Regions from separate parts of the Homo sapiens genome. Here regions 2 and 3 are each linked to region 1. A link is a loop called in an ENCODE intact Hi-C map of the cell type or tissue named here. Cell type or tissue: endothelial cell of umbilical vein. All regions are shown on one strand. Each heading gives the region's core, and the rest is flanking DNA. Links, peaks and the distances in the headings are about the cores only.

What was found. A loop is a pair of places that touch in the nucleus more often than their neighbours do. Peaks named below come from ENCODE experiments on the same cell type or tissue, not always from the same donor. Only the 100,000 strongest peaks of a DNase experiment are listed, where the experiment ranks them.
Region 2: a loop joins it to region 1, with 3.0 times the contacts of the local background. A loop is called at or near these places in 5 of 110 quality-filtered maps.
Region 3: it touches region 1 in a loop (8-fold over the local background); 7 of 110 quality-filtered maps call a loop at or near these places.

Annotation. Positions count from the first base shown.
Region 1 is chr6:157,459,021-157,464,218 of GRCh38, reverse strand. All of the region lies in intron 1 of ZDHHC14 (zDHHC palmitoyltransferase 14), which reads right to left. Among named protein-coding and RNA genes, the nearest start is that of MIR3692, 68 kb to the left of the region's middle. RefSeq lists an enhancer at 2,508-2,567. In endothelial cell of umbilical vein, for the core only: a CTCF peak has its summit at 2,400; DNase peaks (open chromatin) are centred at 2,498, 2,768, 2,958 and 3,528; H3K27ac peaks cover 1,922 bases.
Region 2 is chr6:157,664,570-157,669,767 of GRCh38, reverse strand. All of the region lies in intron 8 of ZDHHC14 (zDHHC palmitoyltransferase 14), which reads right to left. Among named protein-coding and RNA genes, the nearest start is that of MIR3692, 140 kb to the right of the region's middle. RefSeq lists an enhancer at 1-401. In endothelial cell of umbilical vein, for the core only: a CTCF peak has its summit at 2,403 (motif pointing right); a DNase peak (open chromatin) is centred at 2,427.
Region 3 is chr6:157,532,658-157,537,855 of GRCh38, reverse strand. All of the region lies in intron 1 of ZDHHC14 (zDHHC palmitoyltransferase 14), which reads right to left. Among named protein-coding and RNA genes, the nearest start is that of MIR3692, 6.1 kb to the right of the region's middle. RefSeq lists enhancers at 3,729-4,229, 4,230-4,730. In endothelial cell of umbilical vein, for the core only: no CTCF peak of the experiment used is centred there; a DNase peak (open chromatin) is centred at 1,975; H3K27ac peaks cover 2,255 bases.

The DNA.
Region 1 (5,198 bases), core at 341-4,340:
ATTCCATCCAACCTCTAGAAACTTCAGAACTCTAAGGTTAAAGAAGGATTTTCAACATATACATGTAGTTGTCACGATTAAATACTTAAACATGGACTGAACTTCTATTACAGCTTATGTTTTTACCTTTGCTTACTACAACTTTTAAAAGTTTCATCATTAGTGTTAATTTATTTTATTTTATTTTATTTTTTGAGACAGAATCTTGCTCTGTCACCCAGGCTGGAGTGCCGTGATGCAATCTCAGCTCACTGCAACCTCCACCTCCTGGACTCAAGTGATTCTCATGCCTCAGCCTCCTGAGTAGCTGGGACTGCAGGCATGAGCCACAATGCCTGGCTAATTTTTGTATTTTTTGTAGAGATGGGGTTTCACCACATTGGCCAGGCTGGTCTCGAACTCCTGACCTCAGGTCATCCGCCTGCCTCAGCCACCCAAAGTGCTGGGATTACAGATGTGAACCACTGTGCCGGCTGGTGTTAATTTTCAGATCTGACTAATGAAAGGTAAAGCGGGGAGACATTGGGACGAAGTGCCAGCACCATCTGCTTAGCTTGAGAATTATTTTATATCTAAGAGTATATTATCCACAATAGCCATCTTAACCTGGCAAGACCTTCTTCAGGTGGGAATACTGGATGGAGCTGCTGTCTTACATTCCTTTCTGATGATTCTTCCTGTAGGCTCAGTCACTGTCAACCCCTCTGGTGAAGAGTTGGGGGTGATAGAGAGCACAGCACTGCTATGGATATACAAATGTATAGGGGCAGGGCTACACATTTTGGGGTGCTTTTAAGACCTCTGGAGGTCTTAAAATAATAATAATAGCTCATTAGAATAGGCAGGAAAAGAGAATGTGATTATTTTGCATAAATCTTCATTTATAGCAAGAGGGGAAAAAATAATGAATCTGGACTATTCAATTGTTTCTATTGAAAAACCAATTTCAATTGTTCTATGCCATGTTCCAAACACCGAAGAGACAACAGAAACAACAGGCTGTGACATTTCTATTTTCTTATGTTCTCAGGTCTTCATTTTCCAAACTAAGCATTTCCCATGGAAGGATCTCATTTCCAGCTGCCTCACGTGCATGTCTGAATAGCCAACAACTCGTGTAATAAACTTTCTATATAACATGCACCTACCTACTTGAACTCAGCCGACATAAGAATCTTTCTGGAAAAGAGACTGACTCCTAGCTACAATTATCTTTATGCACTTTTAGGAAATTTTATTGGTAATGAAACAGCAGTATTTTATTCTTGGTAATTCTGTGAGGGTCACAGTTAAACAATTAAACAGCATTAACCACCACTGTACTGTTCGACACAACATCCAGCCCCCTTAATGGGTAACTTCAGCTGAGTCTGCAGAGACAGCCATGAAAAAAGGCAGTGAAGGGCAGGAAGAGGCCCCCGCCAGGCCCTCCAGGGCTGGGGGGCACTGGGCTGGGCACTTCAAACAGAGAACCCTGGATTCTTTTCCCACTTTGTGAGGAGCCGATTTAAGGAGCAGACAGCTAAGGGAAGATTTATAAACACAATAATTTTTGTTTCTAAGAGTTATAATGCAAAGCAGGGATAGGCATTCTCCTCCAAAGAGGTTCTCAAAGAGATCCTCTGAAGCCAGAGAATACCACATTTCTTTGCCTAACCCAAAAGTCCTCGGAATCTTCATTTGTCAGCAGAAGCTCTGAAAACAAGGCACTGCACTACTTTTTTTGCCTAATGTGGTGGAAGACAGCCCCATGACAACAAAGAGAAAGAAAAATCGCTTTTCTTATAAGTCAGAACATAATGCAGGCTTATGGCTCGAGGTAACTTTGCTGTTGAAATCCTTGAAGGATCCACAAGGCACTCATCGCTCCAGTTAGTGTTCATCTTGTGGAAACCTACAGTGAATCTCACTAGAAAATATACTGGAAAAGAATAGAAAGGGTGAACAGGCATGTCCGTCAACTCTGAAACCCCAGAGCTAAGGAGACCACTTTGAACTGAAGGAGGCAGATTCAGGGTAAGTAAGAAAAAGAGCTAACTTTACACGATGGTGGAAAATTCATGACAACACAGAGGACACTGAAGAGGCTGAAACTATAAATAAGCTCAGAAACTATGTGAACTCACAGATCTATAGTGAGTTGTATTAAGGGAAATGAGGTTGTCTGATGCCCCCTGCAGAGCCCCCTCTGGTGCCACCGTCGCATGATAGACCAGGATCTGACCCAACAGGGGTTTAAAAAATTTTTTTACAAAGCATGAAGATGATCCTAAATTTGTGGCAGACCTTTAGTGTATGAGGATCTCAAGACCCAGAACCGCTGTGCCTCTAGTGGGGGCACGGTGCTCCGAGGCCAGTTTCCATGACTAATAAATCCTTCATTCTGCAAGCCGTGACTGTGGCAGTGCACCCAGCGGCTGGATGGGAAGTGCAGGAACTGGCGTCCCCCACAGGGTGGAGAGGGTATCACCACATTGCCACCTGCCCACCCTCTGCTGCCCAGCTCTGTTCTCCAACAGGCATCCTCTGCTTTTTATTTCCTATCTAGAAGGAGAATATGTCTGTCTATCAGGGTGGGGCGGAGGCTGCTAACTTCAAGACCCTAACCCAAGGTGTAGCTGCTGTTACAGAGATAACTAGGAACTCAGGGGCAGGACTAGGGAGGCTGCATTTCACTAATCCAAATGCCTTTGCCTCTGGGAATGACATGAGTGATGGGGCTGGGCCGTAACGGACTGTACACGTACAATGCGTTCAGGAAAGCAAAGTTCCAAAACCCACAGCAATCTGCCCTGCTTCCTTTGTCTTGCTCCAGCTGTATCCTGATGTCCTTTTAAAGCTATTTTTAGTAACAATATTTATTCAACCAAGAGGAACAAAAATTTACATCAAATGCATTCACAGAGGGGCACGAGACTTTGCCCACAGATGGCCTTTCAAAGGCATCTTTCCCCATGCCGACCCCTTCTCACCTTGTATCAGTGGTGGTTAGAAGCGTGAACTCCTGCCACAGTTTAGTCAAACTCAATGAGATACTGTTTACGGTGGTGGCCACCTGGGAATTTCCCAGGCCCCTGGAGGACGTGTGTTTTTCAGGTTCTAAAAACAAAAGTCCACAGCAATGACATCAGAGGCCCCGCTATGAATTGCATGTGCATTTTAACCAGGCCTTACTTTGCTGCTTGCTATGCCAATTGCTGTGGCTGCCAGTCAGGAAAAGGAAGCCTTCTCGAGCACATGCATGCTTTATGCATTGTCCTATACAGGAAAAAATAGATAAAGGGATGATCTGGGTGTCTCCTGTTGCCAACCCGTGCTAGCAGGGAGAAACACAACTGGGCCTAGGACCGTGTAAGAAGGCCCACATCGGCCTGCACCCCTGCATCTTCAGGGAAACCCTCCTCGCCTGCTGTCTCTAACCCATCCCCAGCCATAAGCAAACGGGGGATGTTTCCACACGGGGCCCAGTGTTAGTCACATTATTTCTGCCTCCATATAACTTAAGGGTACAACTAAGAACTGCAACTCTTGATTAAAATGACACACATTCCAGACTTCTGAGAAGCTTTCCTACAGAAGAATTCCTGCATGGCATATGGGAAATTGGATTTGAGGTCATCTAAATGATTCCTTTCCTACATGGAGAGTCTATTGTTTTATTACTCAGGCAGCGAGCTTCTTCAGAACTCCTTGTCATAGGAATTCAAGAATACCTATGTGGGTATCAACAGCACTCTTTGGAGAAGCAGACACAGAAAGATATGCACAACATAGGAATGACTCTTTTTTTTTTTTTTTTTTTTTTTTTTTTTTCCAGAGAGAGAGTGAGTCTGGCTCTGTTGCCCAGGCTGGAGTGCAGTGGTGTGATCATAGCTCACTGCAGTCTCAACTTCATGGGCTCAAGCAATCCTCCCACCTCAGCCTCCCAAGTAGCTGGGAGTACAGGTGCACACCGCCATGCTTGGCTAATTTTTTACATTTTGTTTTGTTTTGTTTTTTGTTTTTGTTTTTGTTTTAAGATGGAGTCTCACTCTGTTGCCCAGGCTGGAGTGCAGTGGCGCAATCTCGGCTCACTGCAACTTCTGCCTCCCGGGTTCAGGCGATTCTCCTGCCTCAGCCCCCCAAGTAGCTAGACCTGGCTATTTTTTTTTTTTTTTTTTTGTATTTTTAGTAGAGACAGGGTTTCACTATGTTGGCCAGGTTGGTCTCGAACTCCTGACCTCAAGTGATCCTCCTACCTCAGCCTCCCAAAGTGCTGGGATTACAGGCATGAGACACCACGCCCGGCCTAATTTTTCAATTTTTAGCAGGGACAGAGCTTTTGCTATGTTGCCCAGGCTGGTCTCAAACTCCTGGCCTCAAGTGATCCTCCTGTCTTGGCATCCTACAGTGCTGGGATTACAGGTGTGAGCCACCATGCCTGGCCAGATGACTTTTTAAAGGACATCACAGTTTGATGTTGACTGATCAACCCAGAGGAATGAAGTGGACACCTTGCTCATTAGCTGTCCCCCCATCTACCCCTGCACCCCACTTGGGGCGCACAGGCCACCCCACCACCTGCCAGGCTCACTGAGCTTACCCATTCTAGAGGCTCCCACCCTGAGGCTCTCTCTAGCTACCTCTGCTCCAAGCTCCCTGGAAACCCCAACTCTTCCCTTATCAGTTTACAGGCAGCATTCACCAGCGAGGGCCGCCCACACGTGTGCAAAGCTTGTTCACACTCCACTGTCACACAATACAAGGTGTCTTGTTCTTCTGTGACTCATACTGTCCCTCCAACAAAGTCTCCAAACTTCCAGCCACCACCACAGAAACAAGACGTTTGCCTCCCTCCTCACCCTATGGAAAACATTAACAGCTGGTGAAGAAGGGGATCTCTTATTTTGTTTCTAAGTCTTGCTGCCATCATCAAATGGTCACTTGGAGCTCTGTCATCTAGGCAGAACAGCAGGAGCTACACCTTCTACATTATGATGAACGTCAACAATTTGTTTTCCAGAATGTTCTTTCATCAACACTGCTGGAGAAATACCTTTATTCTGCATTTATCTACGATGTAATACAGATCAACACTACTCTGGTAAACAGTTAAGAACGGTGGTTCCTGGCCATTGCATGGATATATGTATAGAAACTATCTTGAGACCAGCCTGACCAACATGGAGAAACCCTGTCTCTACTAAAAATAAAAATAC
Region 2 (5,198 bases), core at 356-4,355, 210 kb before region 1:
CTGGACCAAGGCATCTTGTTTTCAAGCTTCCCCTCTGGAGCCCTCACTCATCCTAATGCTTTCTGTCCACACAATACCCCCTGGCTCTAAGGAACAAGGAAATGGCAAATTAGATTTGCTTGTCTCTGTTGACCTGAAGAAAGCCTTCTCTACTGAAGACTAATTGGCAAATTCTGTTTTAGGGTTCAGCCCAAGTACTTCTGACTGACTCTCACAGACTCACAGAAAAATATGTTCGAGGGTGGAGCTGGAGGAGACAGTCAAGGTCACACAGTAGGAGCCTGAGGGCAGAGGCGGGCTCCTCTCCTTCCAACCCTCTCTGTCTCTTTCACCTTCCCTGTGGGAAGAGGTGGGCTCGCCTCAACCCTCTGTTTCTTTCAACTTTCCTCTCTGGGGAGAGGTGGGCTCTCCTCCACTCTCTGTCTTCCCCCCCCACCACCCCTCTCTTGTGCATTCTTCTACTTTGCACTACTCCATCAGCTGCTGGCCCTTTTCCTCTCCCCTGATCACCTCTCTGCCACCTAAGCCTGCAAAGAGCTCCTGCACACCCACGAGAACCTTCTCGGATAAGGTGGCTGTCGGCAGTGGTCGGTTAAGCTCCTGAGAGACTGTGTTCCCTGTTGGGGTTGATGCAGAGTTGGGTGCACCTTCGGAGACTTCCATTTGCAAACATCCCTTTGCTAACTTAAAGATAACAGCCCTAGAGGTGGCTTTACTGGGAAGCTAATGATGCTTCAGGCTCCTTTACTTACACAGCCTCTTTCCAAGGCCTCGTTCTCTGCATATTGTTTGTTTTTTCTTAAAGGAGGTCTCCCATGGCATGGTTCAGACCACTCCAAACCTGGCCCACTCCAGCACATACCTACTGGTGCTTTGCCATGCTGTACCTACGACTTGTTAAGAACTGTAGCAAACACTGTGTGGGCCTCACTGGCCAGGACCTTGTTGGAAATGCTCTTGAGTTTGTCAAGGGTGAAGCTTAAGGACTTGAAGAAGGTGTGAAATAATATTTGTGAAAGAAGAAGTTTAGCCTAAGCCATTTAATTTTTGTTTTGTTTTGTTTTTTTTGAGATGGAGTCTCACTCTGTCACCCAGGCTGGAGTGCAGTGGCACGATCTTGGCTCACTGCAGCCTCTGCCTCCTGGGTTCAAACAATTCTCCTACCTCAGCCTCCTGAGTAGCTGGGACTACAGGCACGCACCACCATGCCTGGCTAATTTTTGTATTTTTTTTTTTTTTTTTTTTAGTGGAGATGGGGGTTTTACTGTGTTGGCCAGGCTGGTCTCAAACTCCTGACCTCAAGTGATCTGCCTTCCTCGGCCTCCCAAAGTGCTGGGATTACAGGTCTGAGCCACCGTGCCTAGCCCGTAAGCCATTTAATTTAAAAAATCTATATAGAAGTCACTCAGAAATGTTTTCCAAATGACTCTTTGGAACCCTGACTTATCTGATGATAAGCACCTCTTCTACACAGATTTGTTTAAACATCTTAAAAGATGACTGTCTATCTAAGTCTAGCTATGGGTGTTTCCCCTGATAGAGGGACTGCTTTTGTAGTAATAATGAACCTACTCTCTGTGCCCTCCCCAGCTTTCCTGCTGGGATGACAGCAGGGGGCAGGGGCACTGGCATCAGGCACCTAAGTATCTAAGTCCTGCGTGTAGTTCACAGCTTTGAAAACACTTTGCCACATTCAAACTGATTTCCATTTAGAAGGCAAATCTCAGTTGGGGCACACGGGGACCAGGCTCTGTTCTGCAGGGTGTCACCCATCTAAATCTCCTGTTGGCTCAGAAGAGAGCACTGGCGTGGACAGAGCAGAGTTTTGTCAGATTCCAACCAAGGGTAGTGCAATGACTCTACTGACTGGAATTTACAATTCTCATTAAACGCTCTCAAAACGTCGCCTGTTTTGAACATATGCTTCTTAGAAAAAACTTAGATATCAAATGACTCAGGGATACCTGATTTTTTTAAAAGAGCTTTTCCTAATTTTCCACTCTGCCAGAATTCCAAGGGCGATGGGTTCATAAACCTTCATGGCTGTGATTCTCATTTGAGAAAGTCATGGGGGAAAATGGCCAGTATTTTCAGGGTTACTGTGGAGATGGCCATGACAAATATTCTTACACTTCCCTTTTTTTTTTTTTAAACCTTTGCTTCTAATTCTTATTTGCCCATTTCTTGTTGACTTTTCTACTTAACTTTCTTGCTCTCTGGACTCACCAACTCTCTTCCCCTCTATCCTTCTTCCCCATTGATTTCTCTCCCACTTCTCCTTTTTCCGTCTTCTCTTTTTCTTCTTTGTTTCTTCCTTTCTACCTCTCTCTTTTTTACTTTGAACCCTTTTCCCTCCGCTACCCAGCCTTCCTGGCTTTTCATTTGAGGACCCTTTTACCTTCCACCAGTAGAGGGAGACATCACCGCTCGCTTTTTCTCTCTTACAATTTGGTGGCTGTGCATACATCCCGGCTAACACCAAGAAGCCGTTGGTTATGTTTGAATTGATCTAACCAGTTATATAATCCTAAGGAAAAACAGCTGACCACTTAGATATCTGACAGTGATAGTCCATCTACTCTGAACAGAAAACTGAGATACTCATGTTTTTATTCCAAAACAACCTTTTAAAAGTTCATATGTATCAAATATTAGGTTGAATCATATGACATTACCAATTTTTAAGGTCAAAAATTGGCCGAATGCTGGATACTAATAGAATAGAATTTTGATTTCTTGTAAGAGTGTCTATGAAAAGACCTTTCTGCTGGCAGCATAAAAATCCCACTGTCTGGAGTGCTGGAGCTTTTGCTGTCATTGCAGTAAGTCACTGTGACAGCTGATTTACTGCCCAAATGAAGTGTCGGCATGTAACTTGCAAAGAAGTTTATGGCTTCAGATGTCTGGAAGTCATACACATTAGCACTTAATGTTACAATTTAAAAATGCCATAGAGATCATTCCTGTTTCTGCAGATTCTCAAATAAAATTGCTCATGTAGGAATACATTTTATTTTACCCTAGCTGACGTCTTGTCTGAAAAAACCGAGTGTACAGATGCTACTAAAAGCAAAACTAGGAGCTTTCTAGATGGTCTGTGTACAAATTAAGAATGAGTGAAATTATTTATTTCTTTTGCTCCAATTCTGTCAAAAGCATTAGAGTTACGCATCATGTATTTCTGCTTGGCTGTGAAGCTCTGTTCTGGGGTCTTATGAATGCTTATTAACAGTTACAGAAACACCACAGTCTTCTAAAGTCCACCTAAAATGCAGGTGCAGGTTGGAAGGAGAGCTTTTTTGTATTCTTTTATTTAACATTATCATTTACGTTTGCCTAAGTTATTTTTTTTCCTACTACATTTGATTTTTCAGATTACATGGAGAGTTCTTCTGCAATACTAGCTTAATAAATCATGCAACTGCTGGTTTAATCTTGTTTTGATACTGGATTGGGGTATTTAAAATGTTAGGTTAAGTAAATACAGTAAATGATTTTCTAAAAACAAAATTGTAGCAATTATGTACCATGTTACTATCTTTGCATTTAGCATGCGATCCCAAAGGACCTTTGTAGCAACAAGTGCCAGATATAAGCATAAATGATGACACCAATGCTATACAAAAGTTAAATTATTTGACAATCAAATGAAGTGTGTACACTAAAAAGTGGATCATAACTGGATGTCGTGAGTATGTCATGCATATACATTGTTCTAGATAGAACTTCAATGTTAGCTCATAATAAAAGCCAATAATGAGGGAAGCAGCAATAATGAAAATGTGGTCCTCAGCTGGCTCTGGGTTATCTGCACATACTTCCAGTATGGGTCCTTGAAATTTCATAGGAGTTCAGATGGCAAGAGACACCTGTGGTCACACCCATCACATTATTGCTTTAGATGTCACATTGTTGCTTCCCTAACATTTTCTTCCTTGAGAATTTATAGTAGAGAGAAAATTTCATAGGCACTGAATAACCACCCCCATCCCCCACTTGTGAGAGAGGATACACTAACACTGAATTTTCCCATTTTTGAGATAATAAATAAGACCTCATTAGGTACTTTGATGCCAGCTTTCTATCAATATTTATCTAATTTTTTGACCTGCAATATCAGGGTGCTTATCTAGACGTAAAATTATAAAGCATTTATCTCTAATTTCTAAAGTATTGCATATTTCCTTAGGAGCACGTCTTCTATCATTCAAGAAATACCTTTCTTATCCGGATACTGGTCCTAAAATAAGATGGCAGGCAAAAGTTTGACCAAAGATACCTGGGGCCTCTTTCCCACCAGCCTTTCTCTCCTCTGCAAATGAACATGCTGAGTCTGATGCTAAATCTGTCTCCAGAGGCTCCTCCTTCAAAGTAAACACTGGAAACAGCTTTAGGTCAGAGTAGTCACACCCCACGGCTAACTCAGTGTTTATTGTTGGTAGAGTGGGTAGCAAACAACCCATGTCTGGAACATATGGCAACATGGGTTGTAACATGTCCTCTAATTATAGAGACAAAGCTTCTCTTCTACTCCCAGGAATGATGGAGAACTGATACTGGACCAGCATTCAGCCTGTATATAAGGGAGTATATGAAACTGGCCAAAGTACAGGAGGCAAATGGTTTCCAGTAGTGCACCACAGGCAATGCAAGACTGTAATCCCTGAGGGAAGGGAAACTCACAAGGTAAGCCCCACAACCAACCAATTCTTTTCTTGGGGAAAGTTCCCCAACCATTGCACAGAGCTGGAGTCTGAGCAGACCATAGTCATTCAGCTATAGAGAAAACAGAGGTCAGAGTGCGAGAAAGCTGAAGTGGCTGGATCTCCAGGGCAAGACACTGGAGAAGAGGATGCCGTTCTGGTCCGTTCAGGAGGACCAGAAGTCCTAGTGGAGGTTCCAAGGGCTGTAGGCAAGGGTTGCGCTGGGCATGTGCAGGGTGAGAATCCCCTGCCCCAAGGCTTATAAGATAGCAGCTGAGATGTGGCTGAAAGAGAAATAGAGATACTCGAGGTTGAGAAAAGTAGTGCATTAGGGACACTGAGGTCATGAACACCTCCAACACATTGTTCACATCCCCGGGATCCCAAAGACATCAGAAAGGCTGTGCCTTAGGAGTAAGAATCATGCCCTAAAGTAAGACCCTAGACCCATCCTAACAAAGCTTGAAACCAAACAATCTTCAGAGAAGACAGAAT
Region 3 (5,198 bases), core at 356-4,355, 74 kb before region 1:
GAAGGAAGCACTGTGCACAGTATGGCAAATTCTTAGTCCGAGCTCAGATGACTTGAAAATGGCTCCTCCATATTTCTGAGCAACTGTGGATGGGAACTCCAATGCTGAGTGCCATCTGTGTTGAGGAAGACTCCATCCCCAAGGGCCTGGATCTGATACAAGATGATGAGGCAGCTGCCAAAGATATAAACACCAAATGGAATCCTATTTCTGTCTCAAGAATTGTGACCTACATACAACTCAGGGCAGTGTAGCAAACAGGCTACAGGCATCTTAGTCTTCATAAAGATTAACTGGAAAGTGACAGGGGGAAAAATAAGAATACATCTTCATAACATAAAAGAAATTAGCTAATTTAGCACCGGATACTAAAATGATGAGAAGCCTTTACAGAACTCTCCCTCCAATCATATACATCAGCAAGAGCTGTTTGATTTTGGATATGATGATAAATACCTATGCACAAACTGCCAAAGCATTGTACATTAGAGGTACAGAAATTCATTCCAGGTAATAATTAGAAATGTAGCACTGCCAAAAGATTATATGGAATTTTTTTCAGTTCAAATAGCAATCTCTTTGAATCTTTAGTAAAAATTGTTTTTGTGCATTGATGTTTATACATGAAAAATGGAACTGTTTTCTGGGCGCTATATTATCTGAGACCACACAATCAGAGTGCATCCTTCCTCTGCTCAGAACTAAATATTTGATATTGGTCATTAAAAAGATAGATGGAGCCGGGCGCGGTGGCTCACGCCTGTAATCCCAGCACTTTGGGAGGCCGAGGCGGGCGGATCACGAGGTCAGGAGATCGAGACCATCCCGGCTAAAACGGTGAAACCCCGTCTCTACTAAAAATACAAAAAATTAGCCGGGCGTAGTGGCGGGCGCCTGTAGTCCCAGCTACTTGGGAGGCTGAGGCAGGAGAATGGCGTGAACCCGGGAGGCGGAGCTTGCAGTGAGCCGAGATCCCGCCACTGCACTCCAGCCTGGGCGACAGAGCGAGACTCTGTCTCAAAAAAAAAAAAAAAAAGATAGATGGAGGGATAGATAGACAGACAGACAGGCAGACAGATAGATAGATATAAAATCATTTTAGCATCAAACAGACACTGACATCCCAGAATCAATACTGTCATTAATTCTATATTCATGTTTAGAGACTGGCTTACAGGTTAGAATTTGACATAATGCTGATTCCTTGAACAAAACCCCTAAGACTAAATTAATTTCTTAAACATTTGGATAAGAAACATGGATTTCATTATTGGGTAATTAGGTCACTCTGTTTTCCAGAGGACATTCTTTGGGAGAAGATTAACTTAAAAACTAAACAAAACAAAAGAACAATATTAACAAGATATAGCAGAGACATTAAAACCAAGTGCCCTTTGGAACAAGAAGTAGAGAATCTTTTCCTGTATCAAAACAATTTGAGTCCTCTTTTAATGTTTTGTCTATAAATGGATACACATAAAAAAAGTTTGTTAATAGTAGCTCATGACTCCTGACTGCAGCAAATGGCCTACATTTGATATTTTTGGTCTGTCCTGTACGTATGAAAGCATAAACATGAGAATAACTGTTTTTTAGACATAACCACGAGGCATACATTTATTATTACACAGGAAGAGGAAGTGGCCTTGCTGCATTATTGCCACACTCCAATCCAGGGAGTTGCTACTTTGCAGAAATCACAAAGTAACCTAGCATTTTAAGTTTCAGATTCTCGATTGCAAAGCATTTCAATAATAAGTAGCTAAGGCAAACAATCATAAATGAAATAACCTGAGCCAATGACTCACACATCTGAAATAATCAGAGTAGCATTGTGAGAAATGGAGGTTTTAAGGGTTGCAATAGAAATGACCCCTTTTCCTTTTCAAATGAGTCACTGCAAAACAAAGGTACTTTTCACTTACAGGCAGGAACATAAGCACCATTCATTTTGTGATTTGTTCCTTAATCACATACTTAGAAATAAATCTACCACCACAAGGCAAAGATGAGCGCATTACTTGGAGACAAATAGAGGAAAAAGTAGATTCAGAAATCATATCCACTCACAACTCCAGAATAGGAAAAACCAAATAGATGATTTCATAAAACTCCCAAGAGTGACATTCCCCTACAAGATCACGATGGCAGGACCCCGTGCCTGGAAAGCACGATTAGTGACTAATCGTGTTAATTACCCCAGACGCACAGAGCCAGGAGTCTATGCATGCCTGTATGAAGGGAGGGAATTTAAATCAATGAGCCCAGGGACTAACGTGGAAAATATGAGCAAAGCAAGCTGGAAGGAAAAGCTCAAACCCAGAGAGCATGGAGGTGACAGTAGAACTCCACATACCCATTTGTAGACTACAAACTTGATGTTCAGTTTCATCAAAGCTCAACAGCTCTTTTTCACACGCGTCTCTCTGTCTACCTTTGTCGGGTGAGAACTGTAGCTTTCAGGCTTGCTAAGGGAGGAGGAAGGTGAAGGTCACCCTACCGAGTCGAGGAATGTCACTTAGGAAATCTGGTTTTTCCCTACAGGACTTCTGGCTAGATGCAGAGTTAAACAGGGATGTCTCCAAACACAGCACAGTCTTGCCTTGAACCTGCAGAGTTCATGAGTGAGGAGAGGGGCTCCAGGCTTCAAGCACTTGCGTGAACAGAGAGCGGAGGAGGGGAGACAAGGAGAGTGCTCTCTTCTGCCCGTGGGGCCCAAACACCCTCCAAGCATGCAAGACAGAGTTAGTGTCCTTACTCTTAACTCAGGGCCTCCCAGACCACCCAGAGAGGTCTACTTAAGATACAGGACCTGGGAATCTGTAGCTTTATAATACAGGCTTCAAATCATAGTGTGTAAACAGCCCAATTTACTCATCTACTATTGAGAATGTACAAGAGCTTACTAGTGAATATTGTGGTGCATCAACATTTTTGCCAAGTGATTCTGAGTTGCATTTAAAATTCCAGGAAGAGGCCGGGAGTGCCTATAATCCCAACACTTTGGGAGGCTGAGGTGGGCAGATTGCTTGAGCTCAGGAGTTTGAGACCAGCCTGGGCAACATGGCGAAACCCCGTCTCTACAAAAAAAATACAAAAACCAGCTGGCTGTGGTAGTGTGTGACTGTAGTCCCAACCACTTGGGAGGCTGAGGTGGGAGGCTGGCTTGACCCTGGGAGGCTGAGGCTGCAGTGAGCCAAGATCATGCCACCGCACTCCAGCCTGGGCAACAGAGCCAGACCCTGTCTCAAAAACATGAAATGAAATGAAATGAAATGAAATGAAATGAAATGAAATGAAATGAAATGAAATGAAATGAAATAGAATTCCAGGAAGCCAGAGGCTTCTGGGTAGCATGTGAATCATGGGAGGGAAAGCCAACACTGTTTTGCCCCAAAAGTTGCTCTTTAATGTCCAGACATTACTTAGGCATGGCAACCACATGCCCCAGATTTCCCATTCGAGTCCTGGTTCAGGTGAATGTTTTGTCATTTTCAGACCATGTGTGGCTGCTGAGCTAATTGGCCAAAGTAACTCCATTTTGCTTTCTGTGCATCCTGGAACCGTAAGGCATCGTCAGGGCAAGCCAGGGCCCTTCCGAGAAAGCTCTTCCTAGAGCTGCTGGTGTGTGTGCTGGGAAGACCTGCACATACCAAGCGTCCAGGGTAGTGATTTGGGATTTGTCCTGGCACTAAACAGCATTCTAAGGTTTAGCTGCCTCTGACCCTGGCTTATATTTGAAGGGTGTCCATTCTGCCTCCCTTCTGGAAACTCTGTATAGGAAAGTCATAGCTCTATTCATAATTCTTGTTTCATCCAATCTAAGGTACCCCACATTTTAAGATGTATCATTAAGGGGAAATGTGCCAAATCAGATAATATTCCCTAACCACAAGGGATCTTTATTTCATACTTATTGAAAGAGTTATTATAGACTTAATTAGACACCAATTTAAAAATCATATATCATTATTGTGCATACATTTTAAAAAATGCAAGTGAACTAAATTGGCCACAGTATTCCTAAAACATCTCCACATTTAGAGCCTGAGGCAGAGGTGTCTGCTTGAGGGCTTTCCACGTTGCAGCCTCCTGAGCCCATCAAAGCATGGCCCGGCTCTTCTGCTTCCCCCTAGGCTGCACTCCGTGCCCAATGCACCAGCTCAAGCCAGAGCACGTCCCTCCTCTGCTCAGAACTAAAGCCAGGTACTTGCCGAGGCTACAAAGCCATCTGGCTCCTGTGACCTCTTTGACCTCATCTTCCTCCCTCCTGCCGACCCCTGCAGCTCTGGAACAAGCCAGGCCTGCCTCTCCTCTGGGCTTTTGCCTGTGCCTTCCCCCTGCCTGGAACTCCCTCCCTACAGGGAGCCATAGAGCTCCTCCCAGCCTTTGCTCAAATATCACCATCTCTGTAGAGCCTTCCCTGACTGTGCTGCACACAATCTCCAAACTGCAGCCCTCCTATGACCAGCCATCCCGTCTCCACCAACCCCAACCCCTTCCAGCTTTTACTCTTCCCATAGCACTTATCCCCACTTGGCACACTGTTAATATATATACTTCCTTGCTTACTGTCTGACCCCACTAGAAAAAAGCTCAATGCAATGAGGACGTGTATCTGCTTGGTTCACTGATGTAACCTCCAGTGCCTAGAATTCAGTCTAGCACATAGTTGACCTTACAATAACTATTTGTTAGATGAAATGAAGAGACATCTAAAAAAACACAGGATACAAAGTACAGCGGAGACAATCCTATTTGTGTTTCAAACACATCTATATTTGTAACTAGAAGAATGTGCCCCATTATCTCATTATCCCTGGGTGATTTTCTGCATATGTGCGTTTTGGTGGTTTCCAAATTTTCTTAATTAAAGCATGGCTTATTTTTGTAGTAGAGAAATATGTTATTAAAAATAAATGCATAAGTACTTGTTGAACTAAAAAAGAAGATAATTGCCGAAATATTAAAATCTGCCTGTGCTTTTAAAAACTCAACTATCCATAAAGAAGATGCTTGACGATAATGTATATTCTCTGTTGGATTGAAACCTCAGCGGGCTGAAGCTCTTGATTTTTGCAAGTTGTCTTACAATACCTTAATTAGTCTAATTGTTTTGGGGTATGGAGGATCATACATTTGAGAAGGCAAAACCCAGGTTATCTCCTATCTCAGCTCTGGTCTGTACCCAACTTCTT